Regions from separate parts of the Homo sapiens genome. Here region 2 is linked to region 1. A link is a loop called in an ENCODE intact Hi-C map of the cell type or tissue named here. Cell type or tissue: heart right ventricle. All regions are shown on one strand. Links, peaks and the distances in the headings refer to the core of each region. The heading gives the core; the rest is flanking DNA. Region 1 overlaps HTR4 (5-hydroxytryptamine receptor 4). Region 2 overlaps LOC107986462 (a long non-coding RNA gene).

The links. Hi-C counts contacts between places; a loop is a spot of excess contacts. Peaks named below come from ENCODE experiments on the same cell type or tissue, not always from the same donor. Only the 100,000 strongest peaks of a DNase experiment are listed, where the experiment ranks them.
Region 2: a loop joins it to region 1, with 1.9 times the contacts of the local background. A loop is called at or near these places in 2 of 110 quality-filtered maps.

Annotation. Positions count from the first base shown.
Region 1 is chr5:148,613,045-148,624,289 of GRCh38, forward strand. The region is part of intron 2 of HTR4 (5-hydroxytryptamine receptor 4); the gene reads right to left. Among named protein-coding and RNA genes, the nearest start is that of HTR4, 36 kb to the right of the region's middle. In heart right ventricle, for the core only: no CTCF peak of the experiment used is centred there; a DNase peak (open chromatin) is centred at 6,587; H3K27ac peaks cover 1,684 bases.
Region 2 is chr5:148,468,810-148,480,054 of GRCh38, forward strand. It overlaps LOC107986462 (a long non-coding RNA gene), which reads left to right. Exons shown (of 4, transcript XR_001742935.2): 2 at 111-208. It also overlaps a transcript of HTR4 not described here. Among named protein-coding and RNA genes, the nearest start is that of FBXO38, 90 kb to the left of the region's middle. In heart right ventricle, for the core only: no CTCF peak of the experiment used is centred there; a DNase peak (open chromatin) is centred at 5,392; H3K27ac peaks cover 2,286 bases.

The DNA.
Region 1 (11,245 bases), core at 5,505-8,004:
ACCAACCAAAAAGAGTCCAGGACCAGATGGATTCACAGCCGAATTCTACCAGAGGTACAAGGAGGAACTGGTACCATTCCTTCTGAAACTATTCCAATCAATAGAAAAAGAAGGAATCCTCCCTAACTCATTTTATGAGGCCAGCATCATTCTGATATCAAAGCCGGGCAGAGACACAACCAAAAAAGAGAATTTTAGACCAATATCCTTGATGAACATTGATGCAAAAATCCTCAATAAAATACTGGCAAACCAAATCCAGCAGCACATCAAAAAGCTTATCCACCATGATCAAGTGGGCTTCATCCCTGGGATGCAAGGCTGGTTCAATATACGCAAATTAATAAATGTAATCCAGCATATAAACAGAGCCAAAGACAAAAACCACATGATTATCTCAATAGATGCAGGAAAGGCCTTTGACAAAATTCAACAACCCTTCATGCTAAAAACTCTCAATAAATTAGGTATTGATGGGATGTATCTCAAAATAATAAGAGCTATCTATGACAAACCCACAGCCAATATCATACTGAATGGGCAAAAACTGGAAGCATTCCCTTTGAAAACTGGCACAAGACAGGGTTGCCCTCTCTCACCACTCCTATTCAACATAGTGTTGGAAGTTCTGGCCAGGGCAATTAGGCAGGAGAAGGAAATAAAGGGTATTCAATTAGGAAAAGAGGAAGTCAAATTGTCCCTGTTTGCAGATGACATGATTGTATATCTAGAAAACCCCATTGTCTCAGCCCAAAATCTCCTTAAGCTGATAAGCAACTTCAGCAAAGTCTCAGGATACAAAATCAATGTGCAAAAATCACAAGCATTCCTATATACCAACAACAGACAAACAGAGAGCCAAACCATGAGTGAACTCCCATTCACAATTGCTTCAAAGAGAATAAAATACCTAGGAATCCAACTTACAAGGGATGTGAAGGACCTCTTCAAGGAGAACTACAAACCGCTGCTCAAGGAAATAAAAGAGGATACAAACAAATGGAAGAACATTCTATGCTCATGGGTAGGAAGAATCAATATCGTGAAAATGGCCATACTGCCCAAGGTAATTTACAGATTCAATGCCATCCCCATCAAGCTACCAATGCCTTTCTTCACAGAATTGGAAAAAACTACTTTCAAGTTCATATGGAACCAAAAAAGAGCCTGCATTGCCAAGTCAATCCTAAGCCAAAAGAACAAAGCTGGAGGCATCACACTACCTGACTTCAAACTATACTACAAGGCTACAGTAACCAAAACAGCATGGTACTGGTACCAAAACAGAGATATAGATCAATGGAACAGAACAGAGCCCTCAGAAATAATGCCGCATATCTACAACTATCTGATCTTTGACAAACTTGAGAAAAACAAGCAATGGGGAAGGATTCCCTATTTAATAAATGGTGCTGGGAAAACTGGCTAGCCATATGTAGAAAGCTGAAACTGGATCCCTTCCTTACACCTTATACAAAAATTAATTCAAGGTGGATTAAAGACTTAAACGTTAGACCTAAAACCATAAAAACCCTAGAAGAAAACCTAGGCATTACCATTCAGGACATAGGCATGTGCAAGGACTTCATGTCTAAGACACCAAAAGCAATGGCAACAAAAGACAAAATTGACAAATGGGATCTAATTAAACTAAAGAGCTTCTGCACAGCAAAAGAAACTACCATCAGAGTGAACAGGCAACCTACAAAATGGGAGAAAATTTTCACAACCTACTCATCTGACAAAGGGCTAATATCCAGAATCTACAATGAATTCAAACAAATTTACAAGAAAAAGCAAACAACCCCATCAAAAAGTGGGCAAAGGACATGAACAGACACTTCTCAAAAGAAGACATTTATGTAGCCAAAAAACACATGAAAAAATGCTCACCATCACTGGCCATCAGAGAAATGCAAATCAAAACCACAATGAGATACCATCTCACACCAGTTAGAATGGCAATCATTAAAAGTCAGGAAACAACAGGTGCTGGAGAGGATGTGGAGAAATAGGAACACTTTTACACTGTTGGTGGGACTGTAAACTAGTTCAACCATTGTGGAAGTCAGTGTGGCGATTCCTCAGGGATCTAGAACTAGAAATACCATTTGACCCAGCCATCCCATTACTGGGTATATACCCAAAGGACTATAAATCATGTTGCTATAAAGACACATGCACACGTATGTTTATTGCAGCATTATTCACAATAGCAAAGACTTGGAACCAACCCAAATGTCCAACATTGATAGACTGGATTAAGCAAATGTGGCACATATACACCATGGAATACTATGCAGCCATAAAAAATGATGAGTTCATGTCCTTTGTAGGGACATGGATGAAATTGGAAATCATCATTCTCAGTAAACTATCACAAGAACAAAAAACCAAACACTGCATATTCTCACTCATAGGTGGGAATTGAACAATGAGATCACATGGACACAGGAAGGGGAACATCACACTCTGGGGACTGTTGTGGGGTGGGGGGAGGGGGGAGGGATAGCATTGGGAGATATACCTAATGCTAGATGACGAGTTAGTGGGTGTAGCACACCAGCATGGCACATGTATACGTATGTAACTAACCTGCACAATGTGCACATGTACCCTAAAACTTAAAGTATAATAATTAAAAAAATAAAGAAAGAAAGAAAGAAATAAAATAAAATAAAATAAAATAAAATAAAATAAAGCTCCTAAAGGTATGTTAAGTGGTTAAGTTTCTGGATCCTCTTCTTGCAGACTGCTCAGGTAAAATGCTGATTCAGGACTTTCACTTGTCAATCAATTTCTCCAGCGGGAGCCAAAATACTTTTTTGAAAAATGTTGTCCTGTCTAAATTGACCCAGATGCTGTGATTTAATCTGCAACTGGAAGATACAGTTCGGGCAGTCTCTTTTTCCCTTTGGTTTCCATAAGCTTTCTCTCCTTTTCTATTTTTCAATATAAAATAAAGGACAAGACTTTACAGTGATTAAGAAGCACACATAGTAATTCCACAAATGTTGCTAGGCAACAAGGGCCACGTATTAGCTCAATGAATGGATTCTGGGCATCTGCACGAAGGAGAAATATGAGGAGCTTGTGAGTGAACTGTCTTGATAACCACAAGGGTTAGTGCTTTTTGACACACATGCTGTTGGATATGCCTGAGAAAGGGAAAAGGCACACTTATTTTAAACCTTTCTGATGGTTTATTTTTCCAAAATGTGTTTAGAATTCTCTTTGATGGAAATTTGACACAGTGTGTTATAATGATCATTATCTCAAGCGGGAAAGTAGGTAAAAATGGCCTGTTTCTATTTCTCTAGTTCAGGGCTGCACCTATAGCCTGAGTTATTTTAACATCTTCCCTCCTGATCCTAATAGGCATGCTTTTTCCCCCTCCCATACCAGTCCATTCACTCAGCTGATAAATTACAAGGGCATGTTCTATCTGCTAGTGAGCAACTCCTCTCCCTTGTGATCAGTATTTACCCTCTTCAGTTGCTGTGATAATATAATATTATTGACTCTAAGAAGTCTGCTTTATTTTGTTCCTATTACAAAGCAATACATGATCATTAACAAAAAAGCAGAAAAATATAGACACATGAATGAACATTAGTATCTGTGTTCATCTTCACCAGAAAGAATAATATAATATAAATTAAGGCAATGTAAATACCTTGGTGCATATCATTCTAGATTTTTTTCTGTACATACACAGACAGATTTTTTTCTTCTATCACCCATATAAAAAAGTTATAACTTACCTTATAAACTCCACAATAGCCAACATAGTTTTTAATGACTTCTGCACTACACCAGGATCATTTAAGTATTTTAATGAAACTTGGAAGAGTAATTAACAGGGTAAATGATCAGCTATTAGATAACTCTACTAATCTTATTGCATTTTCCTGTTAATCACCTAAACCCAACCATAGTTAGCTTTATTAATTACAGAATCTTATATCATTATTTCCTTTCCATTTTGATATGGTTTGGATATTTGTCCCCTCTAAATCTTATGTTGAACTATAATCCTCATTGTCGGAGGTAGGACCTGGTAGGAGGTGGCTGGATCATGAGGATAGATTTCTCATAAATGGTTTAATGCCATGTTTGTGCTGTTCTCACAATAGTGAGTGATTTCTCACGAGATCTGGTTGTTTACAAGTGTGTGGTCCTTCCCACTTCCCTCTCTCTTGCTCCTGCTTTGGTGCCTGCTTCTGCTTCACCTTCTGCCATGAGTAAAGGCACCCTGGGGTGCCAGGCAGATGCTAGTGCCTTGCTTGTACAGACTACCCAACCATGAGCCAACTAAACCTCTTTTGTTTATAAATTACCCAATCTCAGGTATTTACAGCAATGCAAGCACAGCCTAACACACACTTCTTATAATATTACCCTAGTCAAGTCTCTCTCTTTTGTTTTTTTTTGTTTTTTTTGAGATGGAGTCTTGCCCTGTCACACAGGCTAGAATGCAGTGGCGCGATCCTGGCTCACTGCAACCCCCACCTCCCAGGTTCAAGTGATTCTCCTGCCTCAACCTCCTGAGTAGCTGGGATTACAGGTGCACGCCACCACACCCAGCTAATTTTTGTATTTTTAGTAAAGAGAGGGTTTCACCATGTTGGCCAGGCTGGTCTCAAACTCCTGACTTTGTGATCTGCCTGTCTCGGCCTCTCAAAGTGCTGGGATTACAGGCATGAGCCACGGCGCCCAGCCTAACCTAGTCAAGTCTCTTACCTGGTTCTTACAGTAATGAATTAATCAGGACTCTGGTTTCAAATTTCAGAAACTTCAACTCAAAGGGACTCAAGCAAAAGGCAAAGTATGGCTGCGATGCTAAAAGTTGCAGTAGGAGAGGCTAGCTGAATGCATAGTGGAAGTCACAGACTCAAGTAAGTCAGCAAGGCTTAGCTTCACTCCCACTGTCTCTCAGCAATTCCCTCTTCGGCAACAGCTTCATTCCTGGGCCAGCTCTCTCCAAAACGTGAGGAGATGGCCATCAGCATCTCTAGGCTTCTATGTTCTCAAGAACTCTAGGGGAAAAACAGTCCTCTGATTTAGTCCCAGGAGTCACTCTGATTGTACCCTTCTGAACCAATCACTGTAGCCAGGGGTCAGGTGCTCTGAGTGGGGCCAGACCTGGAGAACATGCCCACTCTGAAGCCTGATGACACAGTTCACCCCACCCAAAACTCAAGAACCCAAGAGTCAAGGAGCAGTCATTCCCCAAAAGCAAAATCAGGGTTCTATCCGCAAGGATACTGTGCAGTCAAAAGCAGCAACCAACTTTTCCTGTGTGTTCCATCTACTCTTTCTGATCCATTCTACACTCTTCTCCAACCAGGCTCAGCTTATGGACCGTATCAACCAGCTTCTTTCCCTCTGGCTTCAATTGGGCTTACTCAACAGGATGCATTAGCAGGAGAGTGAAATCACCATATTTCTTCATCTCCTGCCTTGGTGGGTTACAGGTTGGCAGCAGCTGTGTTCCTGATCTCTTTGTGGGATCTGATAATAACTCTCTCCCCTCGGCCCTTCAGGCACAAGGATGATAACAGCTCACTGCTGTGCTAAGCTCCAAGGTATTCCACCATCCTTTGTTGATTTTAACCTTGCACACACCTTTAACTCATTTGTGCCTGCTTTCCCTTTCCTATGGGACCTCCTATCAGGCTGCTCAACCTATCACTGTTCCTTCATGTCAACCACAAATTTGGTTAGCCGTTAAAGTCTTCATTCAAGAAATGGATGTGAATATTTAAAGTTCAAAGCTAAGGGCCACTGTCAATTTAATCCAAATTGCCTGTTATTATGACCTAGGCTTTGGTGACCACAGAAGTATACTGAGGATTGTGACACATACAGCCGATTCCAATCACTTTCATTTTGGGTTGATTTAGTAGGGTATATCTGGAATATATTCTGTGAAGGTTATATTTTAGTGGAGATGATCTTGATTCTCTAGGAGGATTGAAAAGAAAGTGAATGAAGAAAGGAAAGAAGAAAGTAAGAAAAGAATTGAGGGAGGAAAGAAGGAAGAGAGAGAAAAAAGAAAAAGGACCTAGGAATAAGGAGTTTTGATCTTGGAGTAAAGAAACCTTAGAATTCAGTCCAGCTTTGTTTTTGACCATTGTAGGTGGCCTTGGGACATCTTTCCTTTTCACCGGACCTCTCTCTCCTGGCTTGTAAACACTAGGATTGGGCCAGACCATTTTTAAGGTCCCTTCCAGTTTTAATAATCTATGAAGTTCTAATGAACTACAATTAATGATGCTTGCAAGAAAAAAATGCCCTTACAAACACTGCCTGTTCAAAGAAAATTAAGATACTTTATTAAATTAGATAAATATATTTTTTTCTGACCAAGAAAGCAAAATCTTTTTGAAAACTAGGCAATCATTTAAGTTAATTATGGAATGAAAACCCAAGGTAGTGCCTGCCCTCAATTCAAAACAAACTTGTTTTTGTTCAGATTCTTGCTACAGACCAAATTTTATGTACAGACAACGTGGGGCTATCAATAGGGATCTGCAGTGAAGCCCAAGGAAAACACTAATGAAGCCAGCAGGAGCCCACACAGCCTAGCCATCGACACAATGCAAAATTGAAAACACGACTGAAAATCCACAGAGGAGGATGTCCCCACACTTCTTTGTGTGTGATTTGCCTGGTCCAGCCAAGATTGTAGAAGCTGTAGGAGGAAGATAAAAAAATTTTTAAAAAAGAAAGGGCCAAAGCAGGAAATGAGCTGTAACTTGACAGAGTCACAAAAGAAAACAGAAAAGCATGAAACATATCAGGTCCAAAGAAGGAATTTGGAAAATATAGCCTGTTTATTTTGAAATGAGGCAATTGATAATATAAAAAAGGATACCAAAATAAATTAAAAGCTCTGAGGTATTTTATGCTAAAAATACTCATTATAAATAGCCAGGGTACAAGAACAGACAATAGACAAGCCGAGTTTGAGAAACTAAATGTGTTGATATTTTAGGGGAAAAGAGGTAATGTAAGCAAAAGAGAGACTCCATCCTTGAGGGCTGGATGTTCACCTGGGGCAAGGTCAGACAAGGGCAGAGCACCTGCACCAGACCCAGTGAGAGCTTCACAGCCTCGACAAAGAAGGTAGGAGAAAAGGGAAGAAAAGTCAGAGGTTGAACCATCTGTGCTGACAAAATGGTTTTAAGTTGCTTGCCAAGAAACTGATCAGTCTGTAATGGCAGCCTTAAACATTGTGTTGAAAAGGAAGGTGAAGTCATAGCAGAACCAGGCACAGGAATAAAGAATGATAGATTGGCAGTGTTTCCAGTGGGGATGGCAGTAGGAAGGGAAGGTGGTGACCCACTTGAGTAATTTGCTGACCTTGGAATGTATGTTCTAGAACTATACTGTCCGATATGGTAGCCACTAGCCACGTTTAGTTATTTAACACCTGTAATGTGGCTGGACAGAATTCAGCTGGGCTGTAAGTGGAAAATGCACAATGGATTTTGAAAACTAAGTACAAAAATATATACTACTTTAATAATTTGCATATTGATTATAGGCAGAAATAATACTTTAGATATGTTAAGTTAAATTGAATAAATTATTAAAATTGGCTTCACCCATCTCTTTTTGCTTATTTTTAACATAGTTGTTACAAAATTTAAAATCACATATGTGGCTAGCATCTGTGGTCTGCATTATATTTCTATTGGACAACCTGCTCTGTAAAGTCCCTTTTCTGTCTCTCCAGGCTTCTGTGATATGATGATATTCAGGAAGCCTTGACTTAGCCCTCACTATCTTCTCCATCTCAAGCAGAGCCTTGTCTCAGACTAACCAAAAGGAAACCACATTGAGACTCAACAGATGCTGTAACCACACAACTCACACCCACGTGAGAATATACACTTACTTAGAAGAACAGTCACTGCCACCTCCTCACGTGTACACCCCATTCATCACATATGTACACAAGCATATTTGTATGTGTCAGAAAAATATCCATAAATAGGAAAGGAATATTAGCAGAATCATTGTCACAGTGAAAATTACATTTCAACTGTAATTATTTGTTTGAGTTAGGGAGACTCATTAGTGCTTGTTAATAAGAAAAGGTTCTTTGAAATTCAAGAATATTTAACTTCATGTCTTCCAATTCCTAACAAGAAATCAATTTACTGAGAGGGGATTCCAGAATCATGCTTCTATGTATAACCAAGACATCAGGGCTGCCCACGCATGACAGAGAGTCAAAAGTAAGCTTTGGCCTTGACATAAAAACCTCCAGTGTGATCGCCAACCAGCACAATTGGATTCTACTCTCTTAGCTGTCTTCTCTGGACTTCTGCTCTTTTCCAACCCTATGAGCCACCTGGTCTTCCAGTCCTGTCTTCCACTAGAATCTACCACCTAGCACACCTAGCAGTACCTGCCAGTTGCATCAAACTCCTGGTCCAGACTCTGCTAGTCAGTCCATGGTAGCATAGAGAGACCAATTCTAACGACTGTTTTGAGGCTGTGGTCCAGCAAGTTTGTGTTCTTGAACTTTTCAATTAGGTGAGCTAGTAAATTCTCACTGTTGCTGAAGCCACTTTGAATTTAGTTTATCTTGCTTAAAACTGTAAAAATCCTAACAGCACTCTTCAAATATTTGAAGAGCGATTCCATGGATAATCTATTTTTTCTGTACTTCAAGGGGTGGCTTCTAGTGAAGTCTCTCCTGATGATGTACTTTCACCCTGAAATTTCCTTTTCATTTATCCTTTTCAAAAAATGGTCTACAGGTCATGATTATCATTTTTAGAACTTGCCTTGGTGATCTGGTCCATCCATAATAAAGGGAATTCAAAGGTCATTTCAATACTTCATTCTGAGTTACTGACAATACTCAACATCAAGTCATTCTTGCTGCTTATTTGGATCCCAGCTCTGGGCTCTTGGCTTCTGTGTGGATCCTGAGACCCAGATGCCAATTTGCATTCCAGCTTTGACCGGTATCCAAATGCATCCTGATGTTTCTGACTGCCTCTTGTAATAATTGCTCCAAACCCCAGTGGCTTCAGGATCAGGAGTCTGTCTACCTGATCATTCCTCCCAATCTAAGAACTGCAAATGGGTCCCTAGTACATTTTGAGAAACTTCTGTAAGTAAACTAAGCATCTTCTCTGTGGTTTAAAATTGTCAACTTCCAGATTACTCATTGCTATGGTCTAAATATTACCATTTACTGGATTTGCCTGATGCTAACTGTGTGTTATAAAACTGCTTTGTGGACTAATCTTTCCTCATGTACCTGTTATGTTTCTCTGTAACCAGCCCTATCCTGATGGGTAACTTTGTCTTCAAATCCCAGCCACATCTCACCAAACTTTACTTAACCTTTCCACATGTCCCAACCTACAAGAAACACTGTATAAAACCACCATGCCTCTCTACCAATAGTTTATCATATTGTGATGTCATTCTTGTCAGGCTGATATCCTTCTGATACTCCTGTGTTTACTTACTGACACATGGATAGTAAGAAAACATTGAACTTAAGCAAAACTTACAGATTCAAAACTTGGTTCTGTTATTTACTAGCGGTGTGTCTTTAAGTGCAAAAGAAAATATCTTTTATACCTCTCAAATTTTCATTTTCCTTATCTATAAGTTGGGTTAATGATACTTGCCCTTATTTTGCTAGATATTGTGAGACTTAGATAACAATGTATGTGAAAGCACGTTGTAAATTTTTTGAAGGACTATATAAATAAATCATTAATATAAGGTTTTATTACTAGCCAGAATTGTTATCTCACACTCCTTTTTAACCACAAACAGCCATACATATTATTAATAGTTGGTGAATATTTGTCATTTCATAAATATGTACGCAAGTACCCCTAAAAACCTATTTGTAAAGCAAAATGGAAATGTATGTCCAATGAACTAAGTGAGGGAGGGACTAGGGGGATAAAGCTGTTGAGGAAAAAGAAGGGGTAGAAAATATGAGTTGTAAATGTGAATGAGAAAAAGAGTGTTGGGCAGAGTGCAAATGCAAGAGAGAAAGAGAAACAGGGAAGACAAGGCAAGTAGAATGCAATACAGGAGAGGAAGAGGAGGAAAAGACAGCAGGGAATGAGAAAAGACAACAGAACAGAAAAGGCACCAGACATTCCTAAACCACAATTACCTGCTTGGAAAATGTTCAGAGACTGCAATGGAAGCAAGCTCCTTGCCCCCAGGTCCTTCAGGAAAAATGGGCCTTTGAACTTATCTTAAGGAAATCTTAGGCAGCCCAGTGAGGAAAACCGGTAGCCAAGGCCTCTCCACAGAGACAGACAATGCCTGCTCTGTGGGAAGAGACAAGAGATGGGGACAAAAATTGGACAAATGAAATACTCGGATGTTTAACAACAGCACAGAAAATGAGGGGAGTAAAGGGGCAGAGGATGAGCTTAACATCCTGTAAAACAAAACCTGTTGTCAGACCTATTAAAATATTGCATAATTTGACACGATCTCACTGTTGTTGCTTTTCTTCACTGATATATGTAATAATCTGGGTTTAGTTGACTGCTAAGTCAAATTTAACCAATTATCTGGACATACTTAAAAACAGGACAGGAATTTTCAAGCCCAAGCAGAGTTGCTGCTTTCTAGGATCCTGAAGTGGGAATGGAATTCTGATACACAGGAGGGACTTCAACCCTCTTTTGGAGTGTTCCCGTGCTAACGTTCTAGGTCCTCAGCTGATGTCAGTCACCTCTGAGGATGGCAAAAATAAATAAATAAATAAATAAAGAGGTAACAGCAACTGCAGATTTCTGATTAGAGATGAGAAAGAATTCCTAGAGAATGAGTCAGTCAAAGAGAAACAGAAAGGTTATTAAAAGGGCGTTCCCCCTCCCGGATTTTCTTGGAGGGTTCCTGAATCACAGAGCACATGGCCTCACCTATCTGGGATGATATAGACGTTCCTTCTTAGAGTGGGCTATTTGTATTGCTGACTCAGTGACCTAAGGTACGGTCAGCTTTAGCACAGCACCTGGAACAAAGAAAGTCTTAGGGGTTTATGGTTATCGTAGTAGAGACAGTAGAAATAAAATGAATAGTAACAGCTGCAGTAGTAGTAGCAGCACTTGTAGAAGAGGAGTAATGCTGATCTTAGGAATTGGTGTAATAATACCAGTATCTGTAAATTCTACAAATAGCTGTAATGTGGTAGTCAGGGATCTGAGCACTGCAATAAGACCTCCTAGGTTTGGCT
Region 2 (11,245 bases), core at 3,974-6,473, 150 kb before region 1:
AGGTAATTGAATCATAGAAGCAGTTACCCCCATGCTGCTTTTCTCATGATAATGTGTGAGTTCTCATGAGATCTGATAGTTTTATAAGAGACTTTTTCCCCTTTTGCTAGGGACTTCTGCTTGCTGCTGCCAAGTGAAAAATCATGTATTTACTTCCCGTTCCGCCGTGATTGTAAGTTTCCTGAGGCCTCCCCAGCCCTGCAGAACTGTGAGTCAATTAAACCTGTTTCCTTTATAAATTACCCAGTCCTGGGTATGTCTTTATTAGCAGTGTGAAATGGACGAATACACTTCTTAAACATAATTTTTATTATTTTTGCAGCAACAATACCAGGAAACACAAATTTACATACTGCTCCACAGTAAAGTCTATTTGAATCTCCTGACTTAAAAAAAATCTGAGCTAAAGCTGGTTTAAGTACTATAGAAACAACGGGGTGATATGAAGATATGATGACTCCTTTTATAAACTAACTTCAAAATGTTAGCTTTTTTTATAGTCATCAGCTCACTCTAACGCTGTACCACTGTGATCTTAACTTTGTTTAAACATCAATCCTTGTGCACACTGTGCTTAAATGAGTCTTGCCATAGCCTTTGGCCTACACCAAATAATAAAACGGTTCTGATCTGACTACACAAGATCTGCTGTCAAAAATGTCTTGCCTCCTCACCTGAACATTTCCCCAGTCCAAAAGCTCTGCTTGTCGTAGTGGCAGTCTGAGTCCTGGCACATTCTGAAGCCAGCTCTGCAGCATAAACAATAAGTTCCTACACGGGGGTTGTGTTTGTTTGGTCAGAGCTTTATCCACTAGGCTTGGTCATCAGCAGTTGGCTGGTTACAAATGCAGTCCTGAGACCAAATGGCTGGAATCCAATTATCCCAGCTTCCTGTCTGCATAACCATGCCAGGGAGGAACATAGTCATGTTTGCCTGCCTTGTCAGGCTCCTAGGATGCAAAGTATATCATTTGGAGAAAACTAACAAACAACAGATCCTCAGATATTTTGATGGAGAGGCAGTATGATGTGGAAAGAGGACACATTGGTCCAGAATGCAAAATCTCTGGCGCTAGTCCACATTCCGCCTCTTCCTGGCTCAGTATCTAACTCTTCATTTCTCCAAGCTTCATTTTCTCATGTATCAGAGGGAGATCACAACAGCAACAACAGGGTGGTTGGGAGCTTCTAGTGAGATGATGTACGTGAAAGAGCTTTGAAAATTATAATGATGATAATGGTGATGGTGATGGTGATGACAACAGCAATGATAGCTGACAGTTATTGAGAACCTATTGTGAGAAGGGCACTGTCCTATTTGTTTGATGGTCACTATCTTATTTAATATTCACAAGTATTTTTGAATAACTGATGACAGTGGTAACGGTGCTATTAATAAAGATAGCTAACATTTCTTAAATATTTACTATATATAAGCCTCCTTTTTCAGCATTTTAAGCATATTAACATATGCAGCTTCCCATCATGTAAAATAAGTGCTATTATCATCTCTACTTGACATATGAGGAAAATTAGATACAGAAGTTTGGCAATTTGCTCAAGATCATACTGACGGTAAGAGGCCATAAGGATTCAAATGCAGGCATTCTGACTATAGAATAGGAGTTGCCAACTTTTTTAGAGTTAGCAAACTTTTTCTGTGAAGGGCTAGATGTAAGTATTTTAGGCCTTGAAGCCACATAGAGTCTTTGTTGCATATTCTTTTTTGCTTTCCTTGTTTTCCTGTTTGATTGTTGTTATTTGTTTTTATACCCCTTTACAAATGCAGAAAACATTTTTAGCTCAAGGATCACACAAAAAAACACACATATGGCTGAACTTGGCCCACAGAGCTGTAGTTTGCTAACTCTTGCTCTAGAAGTAATTTCTTTTTTTTGAGATGGAGTCTCGTTCTGCTGCCCAGGCTAGAGTGCAGTGGCAAAATCTCAGCTCACTGCAACATCCACCTCCCAGATTCAAGCGATTTTCCTGCCTCAGCCTCCCAAGTAGCTGGGATTACAGGCACCCACCACCATGACCAGCTAATTTTTGTATTTTTAGTAGAGACGGGGTTTCACCATGTTGACCAGGCTGGTCTTGAACTCCTGACCTCAAATGATCTGCTCCTTTCAGCATCCCAAAGTGCTGGGATTACAGGCATGAGCCACTGTGGGCCCAGCCTCTAAAAGTAATTTCTATTTTACAGATAAGAAAACTAAAGATCAAAAGCTTCAGGAATTTAACTAAGGCCATTCAATAAGTGCTGAAATCAGGATCTGAATCCAGTTTTGCTTACTTTCAAAAATTGTGTCAACCCACACTACACTGTCTCCGTGTATGCTGTTAAAATGTAGGATATTATTACTGAGTTAGGGATACTGTACTTTCTCCAGTCAATTTTCAAATTGAATATAGTTTCTCCTCTTGGAACAGACTTGGGGGCTAGATAGCAGGCTGAGAGCTAGCCGACCCCATGCCTAGTACAATGCCTGACACATAGCAGGCATATAATACATAACTCCCTGTTGAGTGAAATAATTCTGATTTCTGATTGAATTCAATCATTCCCCAATATCTCAGCCATTTTCCCAGACTCTTCTGTATTTTGCATTTGAATCATGCCTTCCTTGTAAAGGAAGGCAATAATATATTCCTTAATCCAGTTTCTAGGGAACCTGGAACAATTTATGAGATAATTTCCATAGAACTATGTGGAGGAAAGAAAGATGTTATACGTAGAAATATTATTTTTACAATGAGTCATTGTGCTCACAAAAATGGCACTAGAAGACTGTACTTATGACTTCTAAATAAATACATCACTAACCACAGGCAGGAAAATAGGGAGAACCTAGTGACTTTATTATAAATCACTATTGTTGTATCCACCAATACAGATTCACATTAAAGCAGGGATTTTAATTGTTATTTAACGTTGGATTTTTATTTCAGGGAATAAATGAACTTCTTAGAAATGTGGCAAAAATTGTGTGCATATGTCCAGATTTTTAGGGAAAAGATCATGGATTTCATCAGACTCTCAAAAGGATTTTTTATGCCCTAAATGTTAGCACTACAGTAGAATTGTTTCAGTGTAGTTTACCTTTGATGAGAAAAAGGGAAACACAAAAAGTTGCTGGTGTGTGGTGATCAGTACTAGGTTTTCCAGGTGTCCCTGTCCGTGTGATGCTTTCTTATACTCTCAGGATACTCACATAGGGTTCCACTCACCAGTTTCCCACTGGCATAGGTGTCTGGGTCTGCAAACCGGTCTGGAAGATTAATCACAGTCCAGGCTGGCCACAGTGACCAGCATTCAGAGCACCCAACAGGGTATATGCAACCACAGAAGGTGGCAATACAGAGTCTCTTCCATTTTATCTTCAGCCCCAAGATCAGGCCCATAGAGACTGGCATAACAAGCCCTGAGTCTATTATTTTGCATTACTAGCACTTAGCACAATGCCTGGCACACAGTGGGTGTCTCCTTAAAGTTTGTTTAAATGAAAACAAGCAAAATGGTGAAATTGATAGCATTTTTTCCTTACATTCCTGAGATGGTTAATTAGGTTGTTTCATTTCTGTTATCTCCTGAGATACTCTATCTATATGGACCCACGTGTCTTTGCCAATTAGAGAATGACTTTTACCTTGTCCTGTTTTTTGCTGGTGGTGCTGGTGATGTTGGTGTTGGTATTGTTGTTTAGTTTTATGTGGAGATAGCTAATTTGGATGCTTCTCTTTGGTATGTAGGCCTGAGAACACCCAGGGAGATTATGGTTGTTGCCCCAGGGAACTATGTCCTGTGGAAAAATGTATTAAACAGGTCAGGGTAGGCTCCATTAGGTTTCATAGACAAGGTAGTCAATGAACTTGGCCTTGGTTTTAACTGGCAGGCGATGGAAGAAAAGCATGGTTAGCAGGGAGAAGTTGCACACAGCCTGAGAGCTGAAATAGGAAGTGGGAGTTGGCCCAGTTTTACTTATTGTACTCTGAATTGGGCACTGTGTTGTAGGAGTGGATGACATATTGATGAGAAACTGGGCACTACTACATAAAGTTTTTGAGTAGAGTTGCTGAATATAGAAAATTTTAGGAGGGCATAACTTTATTTTTTCTTTTTGTATTTATTGTTGTGTGTGTATGTGTGATTTTAAAAACATCAGCCTGATGGAATGTCCAGATGTAGAGGGAAAAAAGGTAGAAGAGGCTGGGCGCGGTGGCTTGTGCCTGTTATCCTAGCACTTTGGGAGGCCGAGGCGGGTGGATCACAAGGCCAGGAGATTGAGACCATCCTGACTAACATGGTGAAACCCCGTCTCTACTAAAAATACAAAAAATTAGCTGGGTGTGGTTGTGGGCGCCTGTAGTCCCAGCTACTCGGGAGGCTGAGGCAGGGGATGGCGTGAACGCAGAAGGCAGAGGTTGCATGCAGTGAGCCGAGATCGCGCCACTGCATTCCAGCCTGGGCAACAGAGCGAGACTCCATCTCAAAAAAAAAAAAAAAAAAGAGGTAGAAGATAGCCGTAGTTGTCCTCATATGAAGTGGTGAGTAGTGAAAGACTAGATAAGTTGTATCAAAGTAAGAGAATTTGAAGAATAAATGTAAGAGACTTGGAAGATTGGAAAATAAAAAATGACTTCCTACCTGGAATATTAGACAATCAGTAATAATAACAGTAATATCTTGAATTTGTTGCCCAGTCCTACATATTTTAGAATATAGTATCTTAGTGAATCTCACTGGTCTTACTACTTTTTGCCTGGCTTTCTGTTTTTTGTGACTAGATATTTCTCACCTATTAACATAATCACTATCGGTGTTTGTTCAGTGGCCATTGAACAAAATTGATTTATGTATCTCTCCTCTAACAGCGCAAAAACACTTGTCAAGTGAATGAATAAAATTTGGTGAGGTAGTCTAGGGCATCTGTTTCATGAGAAAGCTGAGACCCAGAAGGTAAGTGGCTTACCAGAATTTACCCAGCTAGTGAGCGGCAAAATGCAAGGTGGAATCACAATCCATGTCTTTTTTTTCCCATTATTCAGTAAAATCATCAGCTGTAATAGGAAGGTCTGAATAGCAAAGAAATGCCAGGAAATTAGAGAATAAATAGAGAATGCTCTCCACCGAGACGGCTACTATTAGATGAGACAGAATTCAAGAATGATTTTGGCCTTTTAGTCTTACAAGTTCAGTGTTTCCAGATGGTTCTGTGCTGAGGAGAGGAGATGCAATAATAAGAGTGACCCTGATAAGAGTACCCTTTCCTAGTTCCTTCCACTGACTCATATCCCTTGACCAACTGCCCACTCTCTAGCTGGCTGGGACAAGAGGTCCCACCAGAAATGGTGCCTCTGCTCAGCGAGCCAAGGCCTTTTCACTTGAAGTTACAGAACCCTGGCTTGGGTTCTCTTTCACAAAGCCTTAGTAGCTGATGACTCACGACCTTCCCAGCGGCAAGTTACTGAGAATGATAAAAAGCGATCGCTATAAGGCTTTGGAGAAAGAATGTGGGGGTGGTGTGGGGGGGCTGATCTTTATCCTGGCCAAGAATTTCATCATTAAGCAGTGGCATATGGGTCCCTATTTGTACCCTATTGACAGGAAGGCCATATACTGATGATTGCCATGCTAATTCAGGGAATGAAATGACGTAACCCCCCTAATGACATTCAATACGGAGAAAGACTAAATCGAAATTAAATTATCTGATCTCGACCAAGTTTTTAAAAGTACAGATAATGTCTGCCCTTTCATTCAGGACTCCAGACCAATTTAAATGACTATTCATCCAGGCTACTAGACTACCCTCACGTATTGTAAAATATCTTCTAATTTCAGAGGGAGTGTCTCTTTAAAGTTTGGTGGCATTACTTCTGTCTCTCACCTTCTAGGCAGCCAGAAAATTAGAGCATGGATTCTCAACATAGACAGATCTAGGTTTGTAGCCTGGCTCTGCTGTTTATAACTTGCATGACCTTCGGTTAGAAACGTAGTCTCGGCGGGTGGATTACCTAAGGTCAGGAGTTCAAGACCAGCCTGGGCAACACGGTGAAACCCCATCTCTATCAAAATACAAAAAATTAGCCGGGTGTGGAGGCGTGTGCCTGTAATCCCAGCTACTCGGGAGGCTGAGGCGGAGAATTGCTGGAACCCGGGAGGCAGAGGTTGCAGTGAGCCGAGATGGCGCCACTGCACTCCAGCCTGGATGACAGAGTGAGACTCCTTCTCCAAAAAAAAAAGTAGTCTCCTTAGGCCTCATTTTACTTACCCATAAAATGGGCATTATATACAATAATAATAAAAACAATAATAGAAACTACCAATTATCTCCCTGGCAGTGTGTTAATTGCTATCATAATTTTATTTAAATTATACAACCTCATGAGTTAGGTAGTGTTAATACCTCTATTTTTAGCAATACAGAAACTGAAGCTCAGAGAAATTAATTAAGGTGTCTGAAGAAGCAAATTTGCAAATTGGGAAGCAGGGATTCAATCCAGTCAAAATTTTTTTACGAGAATTAAATGTTACCAAATATGTGAAGTGTTTAGGTAGTCCTGACTATCTTATATGCTCAATAAAGTTGCATCCTTTTACTGTCTTAGAAGGTGAAGTGAGACTCTTGCTTGGGAGACACATTAATTGGAGAGGATTAAGAGGCATATTAGGAGTGTCATAAGAAGACACTGAATGACAAGTAGATACCATTTTCCATGCGTGCAGATTATGTTTCTTCTGTGACTCCACAGCCAAATCCTTTACCATCTCCATCTTCTCCTGAATAGTCCTCTTAGCCTTTGCCTTCTCAGATTAGACAACTGGCACAGAAACAATCACTGCCTGCCACTTCCACCACTTCCCCGCTCCTGGTTTCTCAACAACCCTTTCCATATGACTCCACATACTGCTTCTGAATTTCAAATGTCATGAAATTCAGAGTAATAATAGTAACAGCTACACTTCAGTGAGAGCTTACTGTATGCCAGAGACTGTGTGCCACTATTTATATGCTTTAACCCACTGACGCCTCATCACACTGGGTGGGGAATGTGCTATCATTATCCCCTTGCAAAGAAGAAACTGAAGCTCCAAGAGTTGAGGAACTTGCTTGTGTCACACATTCAGTAACTGGTAGACTCTAGATCTCAACTTATGTCCATGTAATGTCAAAGCCCAAGTTCCTAACCAAAGACAGTTTCTCAATTTACAAATGGCAAAACTTTAGGCAGAAAGGTGCAGAGACATTCCCAGCCACACAGCAAATTAGAAAGGATGCTGCTGAAAAATCTGACATTTTATGACATCTTTCAAAGATGCTTTGTTACACTCTAGCCTGAATAACTCTCACTGGGTCCATTCTACATCTCTGGCTCAGTTCATGCTTCATTTGCTCTATGTTGTCTCAATAGATGCCATTATTGGTGAAATGGAGGCCAATGTCCTCTAAGATTACACAATGTCAAGTAACTCACAAAACTTCAGTCCGCTTCATCACAACTTTCTATAAATACAAAACTTTAAGCTTAAGCCCTTTTTCAATAGACAGGACCAAAAGAGAAAATAAACTTGCCATAACTCGGTGATATAACGGTATTTTAAAACTCTAATCTTTCTGCCACTTGAAAGAGGTGTGATAAACATCTTGATTTTATTCAAAACTGTCACAGAAAGAGTTTTCTCTTATCAGAAGGCTGCAGCTTTTGAAGTGGGTGGAGTACTAATGGCAGAGCAGCACTGAGATTTGGGACTGAAGGGGCAAAGTGGGCTGGTACAGTGGAGATGCCGTAACAATGAAAAGCTTCACATTCTTCCAAACAAATACATCCAATGAATTTATTTGATAACTTCAGTGTACAAAAACCTGTGTTGGGCACTAAGAAAAAAAAATGAGCAATAAGAATTGGCCACAGTCCTCAAGGAGCTCAAAATCTGGTAGGAGAGATCAAAAAGAACGTAATTAATGAACCACACTGAAAAGCATATCAAAATGTCACAGGAGAAGAACAAATAAAATGTTTGGGGATTGGAATAGGTCAAAAACCTCATGCAGTCCTGGAGGCTGGAAAAGACTTCAGGTAGGAGGTGGTATTTGAAATACACTATGTAAGAGGTGCCAGGGGAATCATGCCCAGTGGAAAGAACGGCAGGAGTAGTAGCTGAATGTGCAAATCCGAAGAGTTGAGCATATTCTGGAAGAAAAACTCTAACAGTGGACTTACAGAAAGTATTGGTAGGCTATGAGGAGTCCTTGAGGGATTTTGATTGGGGAAATGGCATGCTGAAACTTATGTTTTAGAGCCTAATTCCCCAATCCAGATGAAAGATAATGTCAGTTGTAGAAAGGATGATGTCAGTAAGGATAGAGATAAGGAAATGCATGAGAAAGTCTACTGATTACATAGCCAGATTGATTTCCACTCATTTCTGATAAAATAATTTTTATCAAGAATCACTTTCTGGCTGGCCAATAATTGGCTTTTCCTTCCAATTAGATGCTATTTGGAACTAGCTAAATTGAAATCAATGAAGACCTACTGTATAAATGCATCTTTGTTTGCAGACAGCCAAAACTCCACGGAGAAACAAAGGGGCAAAGGGGAAAAGTGCACAAGAAGAGAATCCATCCATTTCAAGGATTGTTCTTGCTGCTAACAAGAACGGGCCTCAGGTGGATCAAGTCCCCTTAGATTTGGTGGAACCTGGGCTCCATTTCCAGCTGCAGGTAATTTCTGCATCCTTGGAAAAATTCCACATTAACTTCTCTGACGTACAGCCTGGTTTTCTGATCCCTGTGATAGGAAAATGATACTTACCTTAACAGGGTTAAATGAGGTGTCTCATGTAAAATGCTTTCACCAAGGCTGACATGTAGTAACTGGTAAATGGCACCAAAGCTACTGAATTATGATCAGCCTTTACTTATTTCTCTGATCCCATCTCCTACCACTTTTTTTTCGCATTAATTAGGCTGTACTGGCTATGTCAAGCACATTCCTGCCCTAGTGCATTTGTATTTGCTTTTCCCTTCGCCTGACTTGATATTCCCTCAGATCAAATATATGCCTGACTCCTTAGAATGCTTGTCCCCTGTCACAGAGCTCACCTCCTCCATCTAACCTTCCCTAACTACTTCATCTAAAACACCCCCTTGCCCATCTCTATTTTTTATTCTCTTTATAGCACATATCAGTATCTAAACTTGCCTTATTCATGTACATGTGTCTCCTTGTTTATTTTCTAGTTTCTGACAAGAGAGAGTAGAGACCTTGTCCGGTTTCTTTATTAGTAGACTTCTGGCAAGAGACCCTGCCTCATAGTCGGTGTTCAGAAAATCTCTTTTTCTCTGAATGCCATAGTGCTGTTGAGAGAATTAAACTATAGCAAATAGAAATCACCTAGCGCACAGTAAGTGCTAAATCAATACTAGTCTCTTCCCCTTAAATGAATCTAGAGATGCTCCAACATGGAACTAGGCGATTTGTAAAGAAATCAAGAAAGAGGACATTCTCCCAAGGGTAGGTTAGTTTGGAGGTGGATTCTGCAGGAGGTTCTGGGGTCTGGTAGCAGGTACTTCACAGCCGGTGAAGGCTTAGGTCTTCATTCTAGGAAGGAAGTTTCAGGAGACAGTGTGCTTTCTGAATGGAGGAAGAGATTTTCTAACGGGGAGGTGTGATTCTGAGGAAATGATTGTCACCTGGAAAAAATAGTTCATGGCAGTATTATGAACACCGCCTCAGAAAAGCTAAGGACAGGAGGTAAACAAGCACCAGCACAGAGGGTATTCCCTGGTCCAGCGATTGGGCTTTAGGCTCCCAAGAACATTCCATCCAGGGCATAGATTATAATAACCAGAGATGGGAGATCCAGACCTACCTATTCCCCGTCCTGCTTGAATCTTTTATGTGATGGAATTCCAGGTAGATTTGTGTATGAAGAAAGGATTCTGATGTGTAAACCTAATTCTTGTCCACCCCTGGCATTTTATATGTGAGAAGATAGGTCCCAAGAGGTAAACAAAAGAGCTAAGTCTATTTTACTCTGGACATTACTCTGTCTCCTGACTGCTGACAGGGTTCATTCCATTGTTCCACACTCAGAAGAGATGGGACCTAGATTTCATCACACATAACCTGGGCCTAAAGGAGATGAACTCCAGGCTCTTGGATGGCTCGTGACATGCCCCCTCCAGTTTTTTTTTTCTAAAGGCTTCAGCAGGGATGCACATGCTTAACCTCAATCCAAGACCTCCAGATATACATTGTCACACTGCCTTAAATGCCTCCTCGTGGTTTGTGCTCTGAGAGTAGCTGGACAGGATCCCCATCCTCTGCTCATTAGGTGACCATGTCATAGAGGTTTGTCTTATTGCTGGAGGCCTTGATGAAGGTGACAGACAGGCAGACAGGTAGAATCTGGTAAAATCACATTATCTAGGGGCCCGGGGCTACTAGCTTTCCTTTGAGAGGAACCTGGTACTGGAGTCAGAAAATTCTCTAGCTTCAAACGACATAGCTACTGGAGAATGCCCTGGGATCTTGGAGGTTACCGAGAAGCTCCACAAGACTGAGGCATGGGAGTTGACTTTGGCATTTTATTGCATATTCAAAATTCAGTTATTAGTTTTCAGACGCATTTTTCCTTGAATATATAATTTATATAAACATGTACAGAATGCACTCATATAAACATATGTATAATTTATCAATAAATATAATTTATCAATTAAAAAATCTATGTAGGCTCCAATTTTTTCCATAACACATTTCTGGGAACTGCATCAAAAAGTAGATGATCATAAAGCCAAAGATGCTTTCCATGTAAACAAAGTTAGAATCAAGGATTCTAGGACCTTCAAAGCCTTAGCTTCAAATAAATCATAGCTATAACTAACAATCTCATAAACCAAAAACACAACCATCATTACAATTTGTAATCCTTTGAAATTAGAGAATTAAGTTTCATGTTCTATGTGGTGGGCACACATGTACTTTATATGTTGATCACACAAGGGATCTCAGTGCATTATAAACTGTATAAGTGGCCCCTTTGTAATTCTACTTTATTAAAAATGTAAATAAAATTAAGTTGTTAGCTAAAATAGCATTAAACCACAATTAACAATCATATACATAGACTATCAGATCAGGAAAATTTTCAAAAGTTATCAGGTTCAATATCTTAGTTGACTCTTTATGTAGTATTCATGCTATCTGGTCATAGTCTGGTCCACGTTTGATT